3 separate regions of the Homo sapiens genome follow, and all the other regions are linked to region 3. A link is a loop called in an ENCODE intact Hi-C map of the cell type or tissue named here. Cell type or tissue: PC-9. All regions are shown on one strand.

Region 1 (8,000 bases), 120 kb before region 3:
CAGGGCATCTTGGCAGGGCCATGCCTAACCGGCTGAGCCTCTTTGTAGGGTCTGTCTCGTCAGAATGTGCCCCAAGAATCAGTTCTGAGATTGGCAGCTCCTGTGCCCAATCTGTTTCCTCCCTGCTCCTGCCACCACTATGCAGGCAGTCTTCAAAACTGGACTGTTGTGTCTGAGGCTTCCTCCCTGCACCACCTCCCAAACCCCACCTCCTGTCTCCTATGAAACACTCTTCAGTCCTTGACACCCATGTCAAATATGGCCTTCCCCACAAGGGCTTTCTCATGGGGAAATAAATCCTTGCTTAGAAATGTATAAAGTGAAAAGTAAAATGATTCTCTTTGTACAGCCTCACTCCTCAGAGGAAAACATAGAGTGATTTCTAGTTTTAGACCTTCTGTTGGTTGTCTCCAAAAATGTAAATATCATGTTTTTACCTCCATTAAAAATTGTTTAATAGCATCTTTTAATACTTCAATCACATCTTTTGATAGTATTATAGTTGAGAAATTTATCCTATTACCAGTATTCCCTCCATTAAATGTGTTTATTACATTAAATAATATATTAAAAGCACTATACACTGAAAAATTTAGAAAATATTTTTGTTTTTCCATTATTTCTGAATAAAGTCAGTGTCCAATCACTTCCCTCATTCTTTTCTCTGACCCACTCACCTTCCAGTATTCGTCAAGCATCCCATCCTTTTGAAATTTACAAGTTTATAATATTTACATGCCATTTTGTAACCATAAGGTCTTTTTAACTTTTTGAACATTTATATGAATATTGAAAACCAATAAACAGTATTTGCAAAGTTCTATTTACTCCAAACCTGATAGTGTATTTGGATCTAGAGAGAAAGAATAGAGGTTATATGTTGCCACCTAAAAGAAAATGCTTCAAAGATCAAGATCAAGTAGATGCTCCTTTTAGATTCCATTAATTATTCAGAATTATGCCACAGATTATGACAAAAAGGGGAGGAACATAAATATACAGTCTTGTATTATCACTAAGATGGATAACTCGGGAAGAAGGAATGTATTACATAGAAAAATTACCAGCCCAAAGGCTGGCCACCCAGGCTTGTTCTTCAAGGGGTTGTGGGAAAAGAAATGAGGAAAGGGGAAAAGGAAAAGGAAGACGATGAGTAGGACATGGAATGACAGGTGAGAGCAATCACTTAAGAAAGATCCAAAATATCTAGATTTAATAAAATTTGAAGACTAGGAAACATCTCCCCACCTCTTGGAGAGGCTCACCTGGAAAGCACCAACCTGGCAGTGGCCACATCAAAGTAAAATTGATTGAGTCCCCATTATTTGGAAGAGAAAGAACAAAGGATTTGTTCTCTCAAGCTGTCCTGGGTCCTGGGAGGTATGGACGAGATTTAGACTTGGGGATGGGAAGCTAGTTGAGATGCTAAAAATGAGCTCACTGAGGGCAGTGGGACTGGGTTTCTGGAGCAGGGCTACAGAGGCCTTGTAGGTATGGAATGGTTCACCTGGACTAGAACCACAGGAAGTCCCAGCCAGCTCTCAGCACCATCCATAATGAAAGCAGGAGCCAAGGTGGGCCAGGTCCACCAGCTAGGGCTACTGGGCTGCGGCCAAACCAAAAGAGAAATTAGACAATTGAGTTGCGTCATCCAAGGCCCTCCATAGCCAATGTCAAGAGATTGGCCAGTATAGAACCATCTTCCTAAATGGTCCCACTCTACAGCATTGATCACCAAGAATCCAGAGGGCACCTGTGGATGCAAGGGCCTCTTCTCTCCTCACTGCTTTTAGGACACAAGAAGCCATTCCCCTATGCCCAGAAACCATATTGGGAAAAGAAAGGGTGGGAGAGCAATGAAGTCTGAGAATTCATTGAACATTTTATCTAAAAGCACTGATCTGGGGAGTGTCATATCCATTATAAAAATTTAAAGAAGCACAATTTCTCTGCACATCTGGGTGTATCATGAGTCTCCAACCACAAGAAGTCTGGGCAGTTATTAGATATCATTTTTTGTAGCCATCCAGAGTAGAAATATCTGGCTAACATCCTCTGGCTGAAGAAAGCCTGTGCTGTCCTATAACAAATTTGGGATTATTCACAGTCATGGGAGACAGGTAGAGGCTGGATCATTGAAACTTCCAATAATTCAAAAATCTCATTTTTGCTGAGTGTTGACTATTGACCAAAATTTCCAGTTGCTCAGAGGTTGCCAAATGGACTGATTTGAACTGTATGTCTTTTCATGGCCCCTATCAGAGGAGGGAAGAATCTGTGAAATAATTAAACATGATCTTAGCCCACCCACCCCCCGGTTGCTGGGACTGGGCATGGGGGGAGGAGGTGAGGACAAAAGTTGGGGGATGAGGCAGGGGTGAGTCTGCGTCACTCTAGTAAGGCCCCCAGGGATTTCTCTCAGGGAACCCATGACCTTCTTCAGAGTTCTTTAGTGACGTTCTTCCCAGCGCACCTTGAATAAAATCTAAGCTTCCTTCCGGGCTGCAAGGTTTGCCACACTAGCCTCTGTTCTCCTTTCTGATCTCATTGTGCTACTATCTTCTGCCTCACTAAGCTCTGTTTTAAGTCAGTAGAGTTTTTATACAAATTTTGTTATACAATTCTGAGAATTCTATAACAAAACATTAAGCTCTTTTCTGTCCCTTATAGTCATTACTCTTTTTTTTTTCTCAAAATCCTCTTCAGTCATTTCTTTCCATAGCTATCTCTTTGTCATCCTCAGTTTAAATGTCGTCCTCTCCATTTAAATGTCGTCTCCATGAAATGAAGTTCTTGATCTTCTATGACCTTCTGTGACTCTGCCCCCATGATTAGCTTTCCAAACACCCTGGTTATTAACCTCTTAAGCATGTATCACAAGTTGTGGTGACTTATTTATTTATTGGTTTGCTCCTTTTTCTGTCTCCTGCACTGGAATACAAGTGCAAGCTTCCAAAGGACCATGTCTGTCTTTCTGATCATTGTGTCTGCAGCAACTAGCACAGTGTTGGGCTTGTACTTCCCTCTCAATAGAAAACTGTTGGGTGAATGAAATGGGCAGACATTGTTTAATGCTCTGATCTCAGTTCAGATACATGGTAGTCCAAGGGAGGAAAAGGGACAAATCATCCCTTAAAGTCTGTCAACTGGAAAATGTCCCTCTAGAAGGCTGACTGTCCCTGAGGAGATAGATTAAGTGAGGTTGATCTGGCAAGCTTCCTAGTGGCAGAGAGAGGTTAAAACAAAGGAGAAAAAGAAAAGACAAATGAAATCTGCTCAAAGCAAAACAGATGTTTCACCTCAGATCCACTTTGTTACCATGAGGAATGGGTGGGCTGGTGGGGCAGTGGGGAAACAAGAGTGATTGTTTGCCTAGACTTTGCTTCCTCCTGAGCTGTCCAGTCTCTGGCAGCCTGGGACTCTTTGCTCCCTCCACCTGTTGACCCCTTTGTGCCTCATCAAATGAGTCATGGCCATAGCATTTGTGGAAACTCCTAGCAAGTGGCAGAGGGGAGGGGGCGGGACAGAAACCCAAGAGCTGGCTTCTGGGAGGCTCTGAGGCTGTTTTGACCCCGAGAAGGCAAGTATGGTTGTCTTCCAGGCCGCAGAGGAAAGCATCATGTTTGAATGCTGGCAAGCTGGGTGTCTGAGTGTTAAGACCTCGTGAGAAATAGGAACGAGTTCTATGAGAGGCAAGGAACCTAGGACGCCAGGCTGTGAAGAGGAAGAGAGCTCACTTCCTAACCTCAGGTGCACAGAAACTTCACCAGAGGCAAGGAAGAGTCAAAGGACCTGGTCTTTGGCAAGATGATTGATTACTGGCAGGGAGGGATGTTACTGGGTGCAGTGCTGGAGCAGCTCTCTGACACAGCTGCTCTTATTCAACACACATAGAAGGTACCTACTATGTGCCAGGCCTGGTTCTTATCACTCAAGAATCATCAGTGAGCAAACAGCAAAGTCTAGCCCCCATGGGGCTTCCATTCCAGTGGATTCATGATTTATAGGGGTTCATGGAATTTGATTCTGTGTCCTTGTATTTGGGGTACACTCTAAAGCTGTCCTGTTTGCAGGTTTCTCAAAAATTGTAATCTCAGTTGGAGTAATAGGGGCAGTTGCAGTTAAGATCTTGAGAGAGCAAAACAGAAAAGGCATTAACAGGAGAAATAGCCATTGAAGTCTATTGCAACAGGCTGGCACTAAAGAGCTTCCTGTTGCTAGGATGAGCATGGTTCTTGGAGCACAGAGACCCTCCCCAGGAAAGAAGCAGTTTGCTTGGCTTCTGTGGTATACCTGGCAGACAGTGGGGTAGATTCTTCTGGCTCTCACTCTTACTTCTATCTAGCCCATTGGCAATGTTGCCACCCCAATGCCTCCTCTTTTGAGGTACAGACTTGCAATGCCACCAGCCTCCTTTCCTTCCTAGCTTTGCCATTTGCAGGCCGGTTACTGTCCACTCAGGGCAGGCTGGTATTGGTATCTGTGCTGATGTGTTCTCACCTCTGCTACCTCTTCTATTAATGTTCTAGATGTATCTGTCGGGAAAGGCAGAAGAGGGTGGAGTGGGGATGACTGAGTTTGTGGTTGGCTTGGAACACCCATAATCCCAGCACTTTGGGAGGCCGAGGCAGGAGGATTGCTTGAGGCCAGGAATTGGAGACCAGCCTGGTCAGCATAGCGGGACCTCATCTCTCCCAAAAATAAACTAAAATAAAATAAAAATAAGAGTTTGTGATCTCTAAGGGATGCTAAGAAAGGAACAAAGTCCAGATGAGATTGGTTTCCTCTTTTTCCTCATTGCACTTTAGCAACCCTGTCTCAAGGCCACCTGCAGGTGATTTTGTCTCCCAAAACTTTTCCTCTGATATGGTAACCACTGAATCCCTGCACAGACCACACTGGTCTTCTTTGGCCCTCTCTCCCTTGCTTGCCAGATGCCTCTGAAGTCATCATGTTTTTCTTATCCGCCAAGTGCATTAGCTGAATACCCATCACCCCTAACCAAACTTCACTTCCTTCCTACCTAGCATAGACTCGAGGTTATACCTATTCAGTTGTTATTCTAAGAGAAAATAACACCCTTTTAGCTTAAGCCATTCTTCGTTACTTTTTCTGCTACTTGCAGCCAGATACTTTCTGAACCAATATATCTCATCTCCCTGGTCCATTTGATTTTTGATGTTGCTATGCTGTAGCTGCTTAGAGTTCCCATGTATCTCTTCTTATTATGAACTTCCTATATTTATGAAGCTATCAGAGCTGGAAAATCTTAGAAATCAGCATCCAGTCTCCTAATTTTTATATAGGGAAAGTAAAACCCACAGAGGGAAAGTAATATGGGAGTTAGTGGGACAGCCAGGCCTGGAACCCACAAATCTTGGAAATTAGTCCAGTGTTCAGTGTCAGCCATCTCCCTATTTCCTTGACTTGAAACAATAATAAAGGTTGAGGGTGCAAAGAAAATCTGTGCTTTTGCTTGATGTGGCTGTTGTAGACGTACTGAGCACCCTGTGCCTGAGGCTTTGACCATCTTGTGGGAAGACAGACCCTGAAAATACAGGCAGCGATCTGTCCCAGAGAGTGGAGAGGCCCCAGGCGCTGGCTCACAGAGCTTTTCTCTCCACTCCTGTAAATTACTTTCCTGGAGACAGATTCAGCCTCTGCCCAGCCCCCTATAGCAGTGTTCAGGCGTGAGCTTAGTGGCCGCACTCTTACCGACTCCATGGGCACAAGCCAATTAACTATGAGAGTTGCATGCATGCACACACACACGCACACAGACACACAGACACACACACACACACAGACACACAGACACACACACATAGGAGACATGCTGCTCTCCCGCTGCCCATTTCTTTTTGTCTCTCTCTCTCTCTATCTTGGCCTCTGTTAAGTCCCACTTAAACATTCAATAGCTTACTTTTCTTTCCTCTCTTCTGTCTGTGGGTGTGACATTTTATCCACAGCCCTCACTCCGAACATTGAATATCTTACTAATTTTCTTTTTATAAGCCCCAGTGTTAGAGGCATTTGAACCACAGCAACTCCATCTTAAATAGGAACTGGGTAAAATAAGGCTAAGACCCACTGGGCTGCATTGCCAGAGGGTTAGGCATTCTAAGTCACAGGATATATAGGAGGTCGGCACAAAATACGGGTCATAAATAAATAAATAAAACAGGCTGCAGTAAAGGAGCTGGCTAAAACCCACTAAAATCAATATGGTGACGAGAGTGACCGCTGGTCATCCTCATTGCTACACTCCCACCAGCACCATGACACTTCACAGATGCCATGGCAACGTCAGGAAGTCACCCTATATGGTCTAAAAATGGGAGGCAAGAATAATCCACCTTCTGTTTAGCATATAATCAATAAATAACCATAAAATGGCAGCTAGCAGCCTTCAGGGCTGCTCTGTGTATGGAGTAGCCATTCTTTGATTCTTCTACTTACTTAAACTTGCTTTCCCTTTACTGTATGGACTTGCCCTGAATTCTTTCTTCCTTGAGATCCAGGAACCCTTTCTTGGGGTCTGGATCAGGACCCCTTTCCTGAAACACCAGCGGCAGATTTGGTCATTGAGCGTGCTTCTCCCTTCTGCTGGGGGGGCGCTCCCCCTACCTCTCCCCTGGGCTGCCCCTTGCTGCCATTCTTGTCCCAGCACTGACATCCAGTCCTCCTAGGGGCCTTTGCTCACCTCCTGGCACTGCCAGTCACTCTCTAGCATGCCACTTCCTTCCCTCTTTGGCCTGGATTTTTTTTTTTTTTTTTCAGATGGAATCTAGTTCTGTTGCCAGGCTGGAGTGCAGTGGCGCCATCTCGGCTCATTGCAACCTCTGCCTCCTGGTTTCAAGCGATTCTGCTGCCTCAGCCTCCTGAGTAGCTAGGACTACAGGCGCCCGCCACCATGCCCAGCTAATTTTTGTATTTTTAGTAGAGATGGGGTTTCACCATGTTGGCCAGGATGGTCTCGAACTCCTGACCTTGTGATCCACCATCCTTGGCCTCCCAAAGTGCTGGGATTACAGGCGTGAGCCACCATGCCTGAACTGGCCTGGATATTTTATCTTCTTCAGAGTATTTAGCAGCAACTAAATGATTATGCCGGTTTGTTTACTTGTTTAGTTTCCATTTTTCCTTTTTTAAAAAATTATTATTATTTTTTTAAAGACAGAGTCTCACTCTGTTGCCTAGCTTTAGGCTGGAGTGCAGTGGTGCAATCATAGCTCATGGTAACCTCCAACTCCTGGGCTTAAGCAATCGTCCTGCTTCAGCCTCCTGAGTAGCTGGGATGACAGGTGCAAGCCACCATGCCTGGCTATGTTTTACATTTTTTTTGTAGAAGTCAGGTTTTGCTATGTTGCCCAGGATGGTCTTGAACTCCTGGCCTTAAAATGATCCTCCTGACTTTGCCTCCTAAACTGTTGGGATTACAGGCATGAGCCATGGTGCCTGGCTGCCATTTTTCTTTGTAGAATGCAGACATTTCTTCTAGGACAGAAACATCCATTCTGTTAACATCTTGTGTTGCTTTCCAGTAACAAACCTGTGCCTGGCTTGAGATAGACATTGAAAAATCATTTGTTGAATTTTAAAAGTCCACTGAAGTTGACTGAAGATGAACTTGAAATCATTTGTTGAACTTTAGTGCGCTTTAGATGACTGATGATGGATTTGAAATGAGCCTCCTCCACACCATGGGCCATCTGTGCTGTGGGTATAGGGCAAACAAAAAACAACATGGACAAGCCTCATGCCGGAACTCAGTCCTGGGTGGCCAATACAATGAAGGCCAGTGACGTGTTGACTTTCCTGTACTGCCGTCCTTCCCAGAGTCCTTCCCCTCACACTTGATGTAAATCCAGACTTTCCATCAGGCCTCTTTATATCCATCACAACCTCCCCCCACCCACCGCAGGAGAAAGGAAGATATCTCTAAAGGCTTTACCAGAGGTCCATGCCTTTTCCTGCTGGCTGCTAATCTCACCTTCTCC
Region 2 (8,000 bases), 55 kb before region 3:
GCCCCTGCCCTAGAGATTTGTGGAACTTTGAACTTGAGAGAGATGATTTAGGGTATCTTGTGGAAGAAATTGCTAAGCAACAAAGCATTCAAGATGTGACTTGGATGCTGTTAAAGGCATTCAGTTTCATAAGAGAAGCAGAGCATAAAAGTTTGGAAAATTTTCAGCCTGACTATGTGACAGAAAAGAAAAACCCATTTTCTGGAGAGAAACTCAAGCTGGCTGCGTAAATTTACATAAGTAACGAGGAGCTGAATGTTATTCCCAAAGACAATAGGGAAAATGTCTCCAGGGCCTGTCAGAGGTCTTCACTGCAGCCCCTCCCATTATAGGCCTGGAGGCCTAGGAGAAAGTGGTTTAGTGGGCTGGGTCCAAGGTCTCCCTGCTGTGTGCAGCCTAGGGACTTGGTGCCCTGAATCCCAGCAGCTCTAGCCATGGCTGAAAGGGCCAATGTACAGCTCGGGCCATGGCTTAAGAGGGTGCAAGCCCCAAGCCTTGGCAGCTTCCATGTGGTATTGAGCCTGAGAGTGCACAGAAGTCAAGAATTGGGGTTTGGAAACCTCCAGCTAGATTTCAGAGGATGTATAGAAATGCATGGATGCCCAGGCAGAAGTTTGCTGCAGGGGTGGGGCCCTCATGGAGAACCTCTGCTAGGACATTACGGAAGGGAAATGTGAGGTTGGAGCCCCCACACAGAGTCCCTACTGTGGTACTGCCTAGTGGAGCTGTGAGAAGACGGCCACCATCCTCTGGACCTCAGAATGGTAGATCTACTGACAGCTTGCACTGTGTGCCTGGAAAAGCCACAGACACTCAACACCAGCCTGTGAAAGCAGCCAGGAGCAGGGCTAAATCCTGCAAAGTCACAGACATAAAGCGCCCAAGACCATAGGAACCCACCTCTTGCATCAGCCTGACCTGGATGTGAGACATGGAGTCAAAGGAGGGATTTTGGACTTGCATGGGGCCTGTAGTCCCTTTGTTTTGGTCAAATTCTCCCATTTGGAATGGCTGTATTTACCCAATACCTGTGCCCCCATTGCATCTAGGAAGTCACTAACTTGCTTTTGATTTTACAGGTTCATAGGCAGAAGGGACTTGCTTTGTCTCAGGTGAGACGTTGGACTGTGGACTTTTGAGTTAATGCTGAAATGAGTTAAGACCTTGGGGGGACTGTTGGGAAGGCATGATTGGTTTTGAAATGTGAAGAAATAAGATTTGGGTGGGGCTGGGGAGGAATAATATGGTTTGACTGTGTCCCACCCAAATCTCATCTTGAATTCCCACGTGTTGTGGGAGGAACCCAGTGGGAGGTAATTGAATCATGGGCACAGGTCTTTCCTGTGCTATTCTTGTGATAGTGAATAAGTCTTATGAGATCTGGTGGTTCTATAAGGGGGAGCATCCCTGCACAAGTTCTCTCTCTTGCCACTGCCATGGGAGATGTGCCTTTCACCTTCTACCATGATTGTGAGGCCTCCCCAGCCATGTGGAACTGTAAGTCTGGCAAACCTCTTTCTTTTGTAAATTGCCCAGTCTTGGGTATATCTTTATCAGCAGTGTGAAAATGGACTAATACACATGAAGTATGTAAAATAGTCAAATTCCTAGAATAAAAGAATGGAATAGTGGTTACCAGGGGCTGGGACAGGGGAAGTGGGGAATTACTGGTCAGCTGGCATAAAGTTTCAGTTAAGCATGATGAGTAAGTTCAAGAGATCTGCTGTACAAAATGGTTGTCAATAATACTGTATTGCCCACTTAGAAATGTGTTAAGCAGTTAGATTCCCATGTTAAATTTTCTTAACACAATAAAATAAAATTAAAAATTAAAAGGACTTGCCACTGCTTCCGAGAAGTGTTCCTGGAAATCCCCAGCTTGGGGTCTTTTCAGGTCTCTCCAACCACTCTGGTATCTCTAGTAAGCTTTGCCTGTCTTCATCATTTCCTTTATTATATTTTAATTAAATATTCCATTTAAGTATCTGAGTTCATCACTAATATGTAAGCTAAAGACTATGTTTTATCTGCTACTTTATACCTGGTATTCAACACACAGTATGCATTCCATAATGTTTGCTGAATTGAGAGAGGCTTTTTGTATTGATTATGAGGATGGTGAAGATGATTATGGTGAACGTGCAATCTAATTTGTAGCTATGAATTTTGATCACAATAGAAAGGTAACAGCTTGTTTTGCCTTCAGGGCTTTAAAAATGTTACGTGAATATGAATATGAAAAAAACAACATAAAATATGTGTAATAATAGCAAATGTATACATGTATCTGTGTATATATATATATATATAAGACTGGAATGATACCTTTTAAACAAAGAATACCAAAGATCAGTAATAAGTGATAATATTGAACCTTCCTCCAAGCTTTCAATAAGAAAGCTTGGAGCATCCTTTCAATAAGAGCCTTCAGTTGCCGTGACTGTGGGGTTGGTATTATCTCCACCAATACAACATTGAGTTTTTTAAAGCAATAATAAAAACTTGATTCCATTGTAGTTAGTTGTAGGGACTTGCTACAAAGAGGATTTGCCAGTATTGGCCTGCAAGCCACCGTGCCGATTTCTGGAAAGAAGAATGATGACAGATTCAGGGATTAATAATGGCTGTAAGCCTTTCTTCCTCTGCATTCATGATCTAAGGAGGTCCACACCTCAGTTTCTTGTTTCCCCAAATAGGGATAATACTAGTTTTGACTTATATTTTCAAAAGATTTTGCTAGAAAACCAGAAAAATAACTGTGTAGTGAATGTAAATGACCACCAAGCCCAGCACCCCAGCACACAGAAGTTGCTTAATTAAGGCTCTGGCAGCCGGGTGTGGTGGCTCATGCCTGTAATCACAGCACTTTGGGAGGCTGAGGCAGGCGGATTGCCTGAGCTCAGGAGTTTGAAACCACCCTGGGCAACATGGTGAAACTTCTCTACTAAAATACAAAAAAAAATTAAAAATAAAAATAAAAATTAGCCAGGCATGGTGGCATGCACCTGTAATCCCAGCTACTTGGGAGGCTGAGGTGGGGGAATCACTGAACCTGGGAGGTGGAGGTTACAGTGAGCCAAGATCTTGCTACTGCACTACAGCTTGGGTGACAGAGTGACACTCCGTCTAAAAAGAAAAAAAAAAAAAGGCTCTGGCTAATGTGTTAGAAATCCAAGTCAAGAAGAGGGAACTCTTTGATGTCCCAGTCCAGACTGACTGGTAGAAGCCTTCTCAACTGGCAAATACCCTTGTCATTTCTCCTGGCAGGCTTCCCCATGTTATTTGTTTGCAGTGACATGACCCGCTGGTGCCCGGAGACAGGGCAGGGCAGAGAAAGCTTTGGAATCCACAGAGCTCATCGCCTTCCCTCACCCCAGCAAAGCTTTGTCCTCCAGCCCTGTCTCTGGGGCCCTGGGATCAGATTGCTTGCTTTCAGGTGCCAGAGAGACACTTTTCTGTTTGCTCTCCCACCCAGACTGCCCTCAGTTTGTCCTTCCCCCAGGTGGGGATGGCAAGTGACAGAGGCTGTTATGAAATGAATTGCTCTCCTTCCTCCCCTGCCTTTCTTTCCTCTGCCCCCTCAAACCACAAGAATATTTTGGCTTTTTTCCATCACTTAGGGTTTGTATTGTAGATTTGAGTCTGTTCTTGTTCATTGTAAATAGCCCAGAAGTTAGGTTGGGAGTGCAGTCTTTAAAGGTAGGCTACTCTTGGGGACACGAGGGAATGCATGGAGCTGCCTGCACTGGTGATGATGACTTCCTTTGATCCTAGCCCATGCAGCTTGTGGTGCCCTAGTGTTTCCATCCTGCTCCAGGTGGCCTTGTCACTGGCTTATTTTCCACTTGCCTCAGGTATAAAATATTATCTCTTTGAGTACCTTCCATGCCCCCAACAGCTGGCAGAGATTCCTGGTCTTGCTCTCTACCTCTCTGGCCTATGCCCCAATGACATGACCCACTGGTGCCTGCAAGATATTTTCCTGAGGATATTTTCTTTTAGAAGAGAACACCTATTGTTCTTAAAGATGGCAGAACTTCTATGTGACTGAGTAACTTCTGTGTTGCAAGTTAACAGAATTAATAGAAAGCCAGGTCAAACTGGCTTAAGAAAAAACAAAAACAAACAAACAAAAAAACTGGTAGCCACTTCTTCATATAACTGAGAAGCCCAAGAGTGTAGATTAATGCGAGGGTTCAGAAATGCAATACCCAAGATGGAGGCTGCCTGCTGCTCAAGTTGCCAGATTTAGCAAATAAAAACAGAGCATACCCAGTGAAATTCACATTTCATATAAATAATGAACAACTTTTTTGTAGTATAAACATGTCCCTGTACTGCTTTCTCTATTTTATTGGACAACTCTACCTGCTACCATATGTCAGCTCTCTCCTTCCTGTGTTGAGATTACTCTCTGGCAGGCTCTGGGCATGAGGTGACAGAATGGTATCCCTAGACATACATTTCAAGGCTTAGGAACCATTGAAGAAGAGCCTCTCTTTCCCAAGAGTTCCATCAAAAATCCTAAGGTTGTATCTCATTGATCCAGCTTGGGTCCTGTGGCCACCTTGGAAGCAAACACTCTGTCCAAGGAGATGAAATGCAAGGTAGGTCTGCACCATACATCTACCTCTACAAATAGGGCGTAGATTTAGCCCCATCCAAACCACTTGAATGAAGACTGGGGAGGAGTGTTTCCCAAAGGAAACCCAGAGTGATGTTACTGGGAGAAGACAGATGGATGCTAGTCAGACATTGACTCTATGGTTAAATGGTAAATATCCTCTTAGGGCCAGGCCCCCTGGAACAATTCACATCACGCATTGGCTGCTTAGCAGCTGATGTGGGTCACATCCCATGGTTTTGGTCCCAGAGGGTGATTTTGGACAATGGATGGCAATTTAGTTAGCACCTGAATTAACAGTAAAGATAGTAAAAACAAAACAAACAAACAAAATTATCTAGTACCTTTTCTGTGTGAACTGCGATACCCAGTATGAGTCCTACACAAAGATAGGAAAGAAGACATGGCTGATGTCCAGAACTAACATTCTAGTGAGAGGCATCACATTGTGCCTTGTTATAGAGTCTCATGATACTTTCCTTATTTTTACCTCTAAGTAATTATGAATCTACAAAGGAAGAATAAATTAATCCCAGGTAAGGCTTATGAAGGAGACGCATTTGGGCTGGACCTTACAGAAAGAGTTTAGATAGGCAGCTATAGAGGGAAGAAAGAGAAAAATTCCAAACAGAGGAACTAGAATAAGCAAACCTGTTGACTTCAGGCTGCTGCCACCCACACTGGGCAGCATTGCCTTTCAGAGAGATGCATCTTGATATGGACACTTGACTTTACCGGGGGCCAGAGAAACACTAGAGAATGCCAGGAAAATAAATAATCTGATACTCTGAACGCTCCTTCAAATGCTTGTTCAGAGTGAATTTGTAGAGAAAGCTGAGTGATATAGGAGAAAAAGAAAAGGAGAAAGACCCTTGGGTGGGACACTCAGTCCGTTTTCTATTGTCCTTGGTAATTCCTGGCCCCAAATTTGCCTACTGCATTCAAGAATCAAAAGACCTTGAGTCAAATGGACTCATCTTCCTTGGTTATCAAATATCCGGGGTTAGTTAAGCTTAACCTTTGGGGGAAGGAGGGTCTCACCTCCTTGTCCCTAAGTGACTTCATTTTCCCTCTAAGCATTTATAGTACTCTTCCTAAGAGTCATTCTGGTAGGTTCTATTTTTTCCATCTCACATTGCCAGAATATTTTCTTTCACTGGTGCATTTAGCAGGATGGCTGGCCTTTTCCTCCAACTCGGACACCACTCCAAAGGGTTCAAGCTGGAAAAATGCTTTGCCCCTCTTCTCCGTGGCTCCCTGAGTGTTTTTCAGAGGAGATATGAGCATATGTCATTAGAACACATAGTCAAATACCACATAGAGTGTGAGGCTTTCTCCAGAATGGTGCTTTTTTGGGGTCTTTTTTTTCTTAAGCACAAACTCCCCTGTATTGCAGTAAGGATCCCGTAATGAAATGAACTGGAATATGTGGTTCTAGAAAAAAAAAAGATGGGAATGGAGAAAAAAACTATCTAGAAAAAAAAAATAGCAAGCTTGACCCATTGAAGGGAAAAGTTATACTCTTGAGTCAAGAATTAGGAATTGAATTAAACTAAAGAAAAAAACAATAGAGTAATAGATCTAAATGGTATTATATTATATTCCTGTTTCCAGGAGAAATCTCACCTACACTCCTTTTGGAAAACTGGGTTATATTGTCTTCTGTAGAGAAAATGGGCAAAACTTCACTTTATTTTATGGTTCAGTCATCAAGTCAGTTTTTGTGAATAAACTCAAGGTTCCTCCTCCCTTGCCACCAGCCCCATCCTCCCAAGGTGCCTGTGTGATTGTGCCTGCCCTTCCACTTCACACAGCATCATTCCTCTTGTCCTAGGCTCTTCTCCTCCAGGGTGAGTTTGTCCTTTCCATTTCTCAGATACTACGAGCCAGAGACAATAGCTCAGCCTAAAATTTGCCTTTTATTTGTTCTTATTCTCCCCATCTCTACAGAAAGGTGTTATTTTCCTAATTTTTTTAAATCCTCATGGAGAAACCCTAAATGTGTATTGTTAAACATGTCTGAAAAGCTACATCCTGACTTATTCCAATATATGACATTCTGGAAAAAGATCAATGGTTGCCAGAGGCTGGTGGGAGGGAGGGATGAATAGTTAGAGCACAGAGGATTTTTAGGGCAGTGAAACTATTCTGCATGCTATTGTAATGGTAGATACATCACATCATACCTTTATCAAAACCCATAGAACTGCACAATAAAGTGAAGTCTAATGTAATCTATGGACATTAGCTAATAATAATGTATCAATATTAGTACATCAGTTGTAACAAATGTATCGATCTCACTAATGCAAAGATGTTAAAAATAGGGTAAACTGTATGTGTGTGGAAGGGAGGGAGTATATGGGAACTCTCTGTACTTTCTGCTCAACTTCTATGTAAACTTATAACTACTCAAAAAATAAAGTTTATTAACTTAAAAAAGTTCTTTTACCCCAAGTATTTTTTTTTTATTTACTGTTTCCTCTATCTCTGATTCTCCCTTAAGGAAAGTTTGAGTTGAAAGTGACTTAAATTTGCCAAGGACCAAATTTAGAACTACAAATACCAAATTTAGAACTCCAAATATGTCCTCAGCTTTTCAATATATTTTGTTAAAACAAAACACAAATTTATTGTTTTTGTGCTAATCTGAAATAATTGGCACATGTTCATTCAAACACGAAGTTGAGTCTTGGGCAAACTTCAAGTTAACAAGATGTTCTTGTTCCCTTAAATTCTCTTCTCTCATATCATAAGGTCTTGGTCATTCTCTTCCCTGTGCCTTCTCGCTGACCTGAACTGACTCCATAAGAAATTTATCCAATTTGCTGGTGAGCAGGGATCTTGCACATAACTCTAAAAGGGTCTCCTTCTCTTGGCCTTGTTGGGAAGAACTTCACCCCATCCCTCACTGACCCCTCTTGACCATCCTTAGATGCCCCAACTTGGGAATCCACTAAGCGTAACCCAAGAGTGTGACTCATTATCTTAAAAACCTTGGCCATACGTATCTGGGGTGATCCATGAAGACTCTCCAGATATTTATTTAATGAGAGAAGCAAACCCAAACATAGAGCTATGTGGTTAAAAAAGAATTTTAAACAAAGTCCTTGAGCAGTGTTTGACCCCTGTCTTCTATAAACAGCCTCCCTCCCAACCCCCGTCATCCTGCTGGTTATTCCAGGGGGTCAGGGTTATCTGTCTTGAGACACTGAAATCACATAATACTGCACTTCCTCAAGGCACAGAAACAGTCGTGGACCTCAGGGAGTGGAGGGTCACAGGGAAATCTCATGGCAGGACTGTTGCAGGAGTCAGAATATTTTCCCACTTTCAGCCCCAAAGGTAGGCTTCGGGGCAGAGAAGTAGCAAAGGA
Region 3 (8,000 bases):
TCCTCTACCTCATCAAACTTCTCGGAAAGCTCAAATGGAGAGGGATGGTGAGCAGTGGCTGAGGAGTAGCAGCTCCCAGGAAGAGCACTCTTGGTGTTGCGATCTTTGAATGACGTCTTGGGCTCCATGGCGCAGCTGGACAGACAGATGTGTACAGATGGACGGCCGCAGCGGTGCAGCTGCAATGCCCAGCGGAAGCAGCAATGTTCAGCACTTCAGAAGTAGCACTGCCTTACCTGGGTGGCACTGGTGGCCTCTGGGGCGAAGCCGCTGGGCCTCCTGCAACAGTGATAAAGTCTCCAGCAACCTGTGGGGAAAGGCCTTGCAGAAGACACTCTGGAAACAGAACAATTCAGGAGGCCGGCCAGCAGTGAGAGGTCCCGCATCCACTGAGGTGAACAACAGTGCCGTGGGATGTAAGTTGTTTCAAGTATCAGATCCACAGACATTATGTACTGAGCCACACCACTTTTGGACTCTAGAAAATATATAATACATCTAGTATTGTGGGTTTCTTCCCTTTGTCCTTGAGACAGGTAGAGTGATTCTGAAGCAGCTGAAATCGCCCACCATCTTCACTTGTTCATAGGGCCAATCTTGCTTGAGAGAATTTTGTTCATTATTTCCATTGCCTATCAAGCACATGGCAAAAAACACGTATTTAGAAATGTTAAGTGATTTATACTAAGCAAGGAGGCAAGTGTATACTCTGAGTGTCACTTCACATTGAGCTTTGTTTTGAGTTTCTAACCTTCAGTGCAAAGATGACCTCAGTGACAACACTGTGACTCACGTTCACTCCTGTACTAAAGAAGTTGCCCTGTGGCCTCTAGTTGTTACAGTGTTCCTGAATGGCTTTAGAAAAAGTTAATGACTACCTAATGTCATTAAAATTAATGATCATACTATCAATAAAGTAATTATCAATGTCATTAAAATAAATAACAAAGGCCATGGCAGACTCAGCCATAGCATCTGAGCATTCACATACCTTTTACCCAGGTAGACCAGTGCAATTTTATTCAAATACAATGATGTGTCATGTGGTTGTTATGAATGCAGTTGATTAGATATTTCTGGCTTTCTGCCTTCTGGGTTCACGGTGGGACTGCATTTCTTGCTCGCCTTCTTCAGACTGAGCTGGTACCAGATAACTAGTGTTGGCCAATGAGTTGTGAGTAAAAGTGATGCGTGTTACTACCATACTATCATATTAAATTGCTGGTACAAAACCATTCAAAGATCTCTTTCCTTTTGCCGATAATGACCAGGCAGGGACTGCCTCATTGGGCTAGATCCTTCAGTGAGGGTGATACAGCACAAAACCTACAGCCAAGCCACAAGGGATGTATAGTACAAGTGAGAAATAAATCTTTGTTTTAGGCCACTGATATTTGGGAGGACAGGACTGTCACCGAAGCACAACCTCCCTCGTACTGAATGATGCATGCTAGGAATTACAACCCAGCCACCTCTCTCCTTTCAGTGAAAGCCCCAGAACAGCTCCAAATTCTGTAAAGCAGAATTCAGAATCTTTTATTTTTCACTCTTGCATCTACATCTAATTTCCACTGACCACACTGTACTTGCCTAGATCTTAGGGTCTGGGAAATTTTCCATTCTCAGTTTGTATCTACCCTACATATCCACATGTAAGGGAACATGTGTTTAAAGATGACAGAGACCCTGGAGCACATTCAGACCACTGGTGTTAGGAACCTTGCATTATACCTCCATTTGCATAATGATACCTTGCTAGGACACAGTGACTTCTGTTTACTTCACATAGATTATCTCATTCAATGGGCTGATAGTTTTAATCTGACTGGTTTGGTTTTCATTACAAAGGGAAAGATCACAAAGCCATTTGGTGTAAAAAGGCAGAATCCTTCCAGATCTTTTGTTCCCTCCACATGGTTCCAAGCCCATGCTTAAATGCAGGGTGGAGTAATGATACCAGACACTGCAACCCAGAGCCCCAGCAAGGGATCACTATGTTGTAGTATTTGGAAATCACTGGTGATATACACTCATCCCAAACCTGACCCCAACCTCCTCCTTCTAACCAGGTAGGTAGTCCAATTTAATCTCTCATAACATTCATGATCAAAATGAAAATGTATATACTTTTGTCCCTAAGCTAAAGAGCTCACTTAAGAGATTCATAATACAGGCCGGGTGTGGTGGCTCACGCCTGTAATCCCAGCAATTTGGGATGCCGAGGCAGGCAGATCACCTGAGGTCAGGAGTTTGAGAACAGCCTGGCCAACATGGTGAAACCTCGTCTCTACTAAACATACAAAAATTAGCTGGGCATGGTGGTGGCGCATGCCTGTAATCCCAGCTACTTGGGAGGCTGAGATAGGAGAATCGCTTGAACCTGGGAGGCAGAATTTGCAGGGAGCTGAGGTAGCACCACTGCACTCTAGCCTGGGCAACATAGCAAGATTCTGTCTCAAAAAAAAAAAAAAAAAAAAAAAAAAAAGAGAGAGAGAGATTCATGATATATAGTCCTAGAATTTGGAATTAATCTGATTGAACAGTTTCCAAATACTGATCCACATGCTGCAAGTGCAATTTCTTCTTTCTTTTGCATTCTTCCTTGCTTCCTCCCTCTGTTCTCCAGTAACTATTCACCTCTTCCCTTTCTTGCCTTGCTTCTTCTCTTCATTCCTGTCATTCATATTATGGAATATAGTTTTCTGGGCCACAGCATGATTTGAAACATGGGAGGGTGATCCACTTGCCCACCTAGCACAGTGTCTCTTTCACAGGATTCTTTTTACAAACAATTATTTGGCCTTTGTTTGAAGAGTCCAGTGCTCCTAGGTTTTTAAAGGAGCCCATTCTACTTGATATTTTTAGTAGTTACATAGTTTTCCAGTTTTTAATATTAACAAATTGGCAAAAGCAAGCAGGCTATTCTGTGTGAGACTCATCTGCCAAGTAACCTCAGTATGTCACTTTCCAGGAGCAAATAGTTCATGCATCTCCCACTCCCAAGTAATGATTCTCTGATTTTAAAAACCACAAGGGCTCAATGTCTGAGACTACTGCTAAGGGTTTTAGTATGCATTTTGCATTTCAATAAACTAATAGGAAGTAGGCTCCAAATTGGATGTGGTATGCAAGAGAGGGCAAGTTTTGAAGTTCTAAGAGCAAGACAGTTGGCAGCTGTTCTCTGAAGTTCTCTGCTTCATCTCAGAAAGGGCTTTTGGATGGCCTGTGACCATACAATTCCACCAGATGATCTGCTCACTGGCCTGCAAACAACCTGGCCTCTCCATCCTCAATATTTAGCTCCTGCTATTCCCTGTGCCTACAACTTTCCAGAACTTTTCCTGTATTATTCATCTGGGCTTCCGCCTTATATTAGAATTGTCAGGCCTCTGAGCCCAAGCCTGCACGTATGCATCCAAATGGCCTGAGGCAATCGAAAACAACAAAAGAAGTGAAACAGCCAGCTCCTGTCTTAACTGATTGACCAACCTTAAGACATTCCATTATGACTTGTTCCTGCCCTGCCCCAACTGATCAATCGATCGACCTCATGACATTCTTCTTCTGGACAATGAGTCTTTTATGATCTCCGCACCATGTGCCTTGTGACCCCCCTCCTCCGCCAGCAATAGATAACCACCTTTTACTGTAATTTTCCATTACCCACCCAACTCCTATAAAGCAATCCCTTCCCCACTCCTTCACGGACTCTCTTTTCGGACTCAGCCCACTTGCACCCGAGTGAAATAAACAGCCTTGTTGCTCACACAAAGCCTGTTGGTGGTCTCTTCACATGGATGTGCTTGACAAGAATATCAATATTTTTGCCTTCACTTCCTGCTCAACTTCATAGCAATACTAAATTGTTATCAATATGAAAGCAAGAACTACATGTGACTTATTTTTTAAAAATCTTCATCCAATTTCCAACACAGTGCCTTGGGTTCAAAATGGGCTTTCAGGGCGGGGCACGGTGTCTCATGTCTGTAATCCTGGCACTTTGGGAGGCTGAGGTGAGAAGATCTCTTGAGGCCAGGAGTTTGAGACCCACCTGGGCAACATAGCAAGACCCTGTCTCTACAAATAATTTTTTAAAAAAATACCCACACACCTGTAGTTTTATATACTTGGGAGCCTGAGAAAGGAGGATTGATTGAGCCCAGGAGTTGGAGGCTGCAGTGAGCTATGATCACATCACTGAATTCCAGCCTGGGTAACAGAGCAAGTCCCTGTCTCTTAAAATAAAAATAAATGGGCTTGCAGTACCAGAAAAAAAAGGGCCATTACAGTTTGTGACCTAATTCATTCAAAGGGGAGGTCACTCACAATAGGAATTTCACACAAAAGAAGGAAGCACCCCATCACACATTGTAATTGAAAACTGTGGCTCAAGAATCAGCTGGACAGTTTGCCCTTCTAAAGCAGAAATGTTTAGGCAAAGAGGACAAGCTGATTAAAGAGGCAAAGAGGACAAGCTGACTGAAGAGGCAAAGAGGACAAGCTGATTGAAGAGGCAAAGAGGACTGCTGAGGAGTGATGGAGGAGGAAGATATGTAGGAACTTCCCTGAAGCCCTTATGTCACTGACTTGCCAATAAATTGGTTTAAACAACAATAACAACAACAACAAAAGCAACATGTCCAGGCCTAAATCTGATCCTTCCCTCAGACAGACAGTCACAGCAGCATGTAGGCTGGGAGGCCCATTCTGTGCCCTCTGGTATGACCTTAGAGGGCAGGATCAGCAATGAAATCCTGGCTAGAGGAAACAAAGACCATGTGTAAACAGTTCACCTCCACTCCTGAACTACAACACTGTTTGACATAGTTTAAGAGTGACGTTGACCTTCTTCTGCTGGCTCTGGAGCTAGCCAGGAAAAACAGCAAGAAAGGAATGAGAGGAATGAGAGTTAGCAGGTTACTGGTCTGCAAGATGTCCTCAGGGGGGTTTGGGGTTGGTGCAATGGTGAGGGCAGCCAGGGAAGTTCCTAGGCCTATTGTCTTCTGCCAGTGCCCCTGCTAATCGCTGAGAAAACTCCCCTGAGCCACATGCAACGATGAAGTAGGTAACAAATCATCCACATCTCTGCATAAGGCAGTTTTGCCACTGAAGGTGTTATTTTTTTACAGTTGTCTAGTTTAATATCTCTTTGGTAATGACGGATGTGCAAGGAGTGGCAGGAAACTTTACCTAATGGTGGCAGGACAGGGTGAGTGTGTGTGTGTGTGTGTGTGTGTGTGTGTGTACATATCCACCACCCCCAACACATGGGCCCCTCGAGAGCTTCCTCACCTCTCATTCTCCTTTTCAGAAAGTTCTAGACCTGTGAATAGCACATTATGCTATGTTGCTTTATTGTATCACTGTCTATAATGACATAATTCACATACTAGCTAAATCTTTTAGTAATTCAGGATAAGCCTTTTTCTCCCTAAATAGTTGTTAACATCTGGAAGGCTTTACAGCCTTTTCCAGATCTTTTGTGCCCTTTCATGCATGGCATAGTTCTGGGCATATGGGGACTACTCAGCGGATATTTGTGAATAGGCTCATTAAGCAACTTTATTACCTGATATTGATAGAATTCTATAATTTTCACTACACTATGACGTTGAAATGAATCCTAAGGGCTTATAGCCAAATCGGGAGAGACTGTGCACAGCAGTCCACTTCTTATGGCATTCTGTGTGTGCGTATAAGTGGACACACCAGGCCGCGCTGTTGAGTAGATGCGCAGGGGTGGCTGGATGGACTGCCTGGTGACTTTTTCCTTAAGCACTCAACCGAATTGTCTAACTCCTAAGTGGGTGATGAGGCAGGAGAACAGTGTCTGGAGGCAGGGAACCTAAGGCTGTTTCACGCTGACTTCCTAGAACTAACTTGAAAACCCTAACTTTCCACGCCTAAGTAACAAAAGGACCAGAGGCTACTCCCTTTGACCTTTTCTGCCGGGCAGATGAGAAATTGGCTGTCCACCACAAATCAGACTGATTGCAGGTCTAGTCTTTTTTCGCATAGAAATATAACTTTGTAACTTCACCTTAGCCTCTGATTGGTTGTTTTTTGCAACCAATCGGATGTTTGCACAGGAGTGTGACCTTTGTAACTTCATTTCAGTCTCTGGTTGGCTGCTTTCTGCAGCCAATCAGAGTGATTGCCGGCTACCGCTTCATTTACTTCAGGTGAGCATGAAGTGGCCAATGGGAAACTTCTAGGGGGTATTTGGACCCAAGAAGATTTCTGTGTCTGGGCCCTTGAGCCACTGCATGGGTCCGCTTCCACACTGTGGAGTGTACTTTCGTTTTCGATAAATCCCTGCTTTCGTTCTTTTGTTGCTTCATTCTTTCTTTGCTTTGCTGGGCATTTTGTCCAGTTCTTTGTTTAAAATGCCAAGAACCTGGACAAGTTGAAGTCACAACCCTCTACCGGTGACAGTGGCATATGTTTAATGTAAACACAATGTTAATAAGAACTAACATTTATTGAGCACTTATTATGTGCCAGACACATCCCAGGCTCTTTCCATTAATTAAATCCTTGCCACAAACCCTGTTGTTATCCCTGTGTTAGAGAGAAGAAAGGCTGCCCAGCCCCTGACTTCTTGTGAGGTGCATGCCTGTCTTTGAACCCAGGGAGCCTGGATACCGAGCCCCAGCTTTTAATCCCTGAGCTGTTGAAGAAAAATACATTTGTTCATGTTCGTATGTTATCTCTTGATCTGTCTCGAATAGATATGAAAAAAAATTTTTTTTATTTTGTTGTGCTCTCTGACCATAGTGTCAAGCAAGTATAGGGCCAATGTTGGGCACCGGCTTGGGATGTAGAGCTGTTGTTCAGCAGCTTGAATCTATGCACACAGAAAGCATGCTCAGAAAGGAACATATTACCCATTAAAGATGAAATGAGGCTAATGGACTGCTTTTGGGAAAAGATGAAATGTGGTCACAATGAAAGAATAGGGGCATGACCATAATTAATGAAGTAATAATCACTTTTGAGCTTAAATAAGACCTAGTTCTTTGATTACAAGTGCTACCATTTGAAGAGAGCTGGCAGGGCCCCTTGGCCTGTGGTCAATATTAGTAAAACTGTTTCATCTTAATGTTGCAGTTATGCTTGATCAATTTATCTGCCATTTCCAAAGAACTTATGAGGTTTTCTTCTTCCTGTCTTTGTGCTTTCAATTGGTTTTAATCAGAGGCGAGATGCTGATTCAGCTTCTAGTTTGAATTTATTCAGCTGGTGCAAAGATTCCGTGACAGGATTGCATTTACATTTTTATCACTGTCTCTTAAACCTGAATAATTTATCCTGTTCTTGCCAACCCTCCCCCAGTCATCGTACAAAACCAGAAAGGAGTTCTTGCTTTTATAATCAAACTTATTTTGGATGTGCCTGGGTTTTGTCATGGACTTCTGACACCCTCTCTTTTTCATCAGGGCGAAGTTTACAGGAAAGCATTTTCTTTTCTTCCTGCTGATTAATTCAGCTTAGATTTGTCAGAGGTTTATTTGTATGGACTCCTTGTCAAAGCATGTGGATTCTACAACAAATTAACTGGTTATTAAATTAAAGATTTCTGGTTAAGAATCTGTTGTGTACCATGGAGTCTTCTTTCCTGGACAATTTCACTATTTAAATGTGGGAATGATTGTCTTGATATAACCAACAAATTATGTTCATGGAAAGAAATGTTTCCCGTCATACCAATAACTGAGATGTTACTGGTTATATATACATATACATGCTCAGGCATACACTGGTGTATCAGACCTGAATAAAATTATTCCATCTCTTTGTCTGTTAAGAAAAAACAGAAATGAATAAATGCATGTCCATGCACATGCACAGCTATTCAAGTCAAGGCATTTTAGTGTAGGATGTTAGAAATACATGAGTGTTTCCTCGAACTGGAAAAAACCCCACTTAATTTATTATTTTATGAAAAGATTCACCTTGGGGCCCATTAAAGAGCTCCTTTTGTATATTTAAAATAGATT

Evidence for each region. Hi-C counts contacts between places; a loop is a spot of excess contacts. Peaks named below come from ENCODE experiments on the same cell type or tissue, not always from the same donor. Only the 100,000 strongest peaks of a DNase experiment are listed, where the experiment ranks them.
Region 1: a loop joins it to region 3, with 7 times the contacts of the local background. A loop is called at or near these places in 2 of 110 quality-filtered maps.
Region 2: a loop joins it to region 3, with 10 times the contacts of the local background. A loop is called at or near these places in 3 of 110 quality-filtered maps.

What each region holds. Positions count from the first base shown.
Region 1 is chr2:217,447,303-217,455,302 of GRCh38, reverse strand. All of the region lies in intron 3 of DIRC3 (disrupted in renal carcinoma 3), which reads left to right. Among named protein-coding and RNA genes, the nearest start is that of DIRC3-AS1, 170 kb to the right of the region's middle. In PC-9, no CTCF peak of the experiment used is centred here; a DNase peak (open chromatin) is centred at 3,472; H3K27ac peaks cover 1,376 bases.
Region 2 is chr2:217,383,544-217,391,543 of GRCh38, reverse strand. The region is part of intron 8 of DIRC3 (disrupted in renal carcinoma 3); the gene reads left to right. Among named protein-coding and RNA genes, the nearest start is that of DIRC3-AS1, 100 kb to the right of the region's middle. RefSeq lists an enhancer at 3,134-3,303. In PC-9, no CTCF peak of the experiment used is centred here; a DNase peak (open chromatin) is centred at 3,303; H3K27ac peaks cover 2,111 bases.
Region 3 is chr2:217,328,590-217,336,589 of GRCh38, reverse strand. DIRC3-AS1 (DIRC3 antisense RNA 1) reads right to left here. Exons shown (of 6, transcript NR_133642.1): 5 at 9-632. The region is part of intron 8 of DIRC3 (disrupted in renal carcinoma 3); the gene reads left to right. Among named protein-coding and RNA genes, the nearest start is that of DIRC3-AS1, 50 kb to the right of the region's middle. RefSeq lists enhancers at 1,514-2,226, 4,610-4,904. In PC-9, no CTCF peak of the experiment used is centred here; DNase peaks (open chromatin) are centred at 759, 1,069 and 4,879; H3K27ac peaks cover 4,646 bases.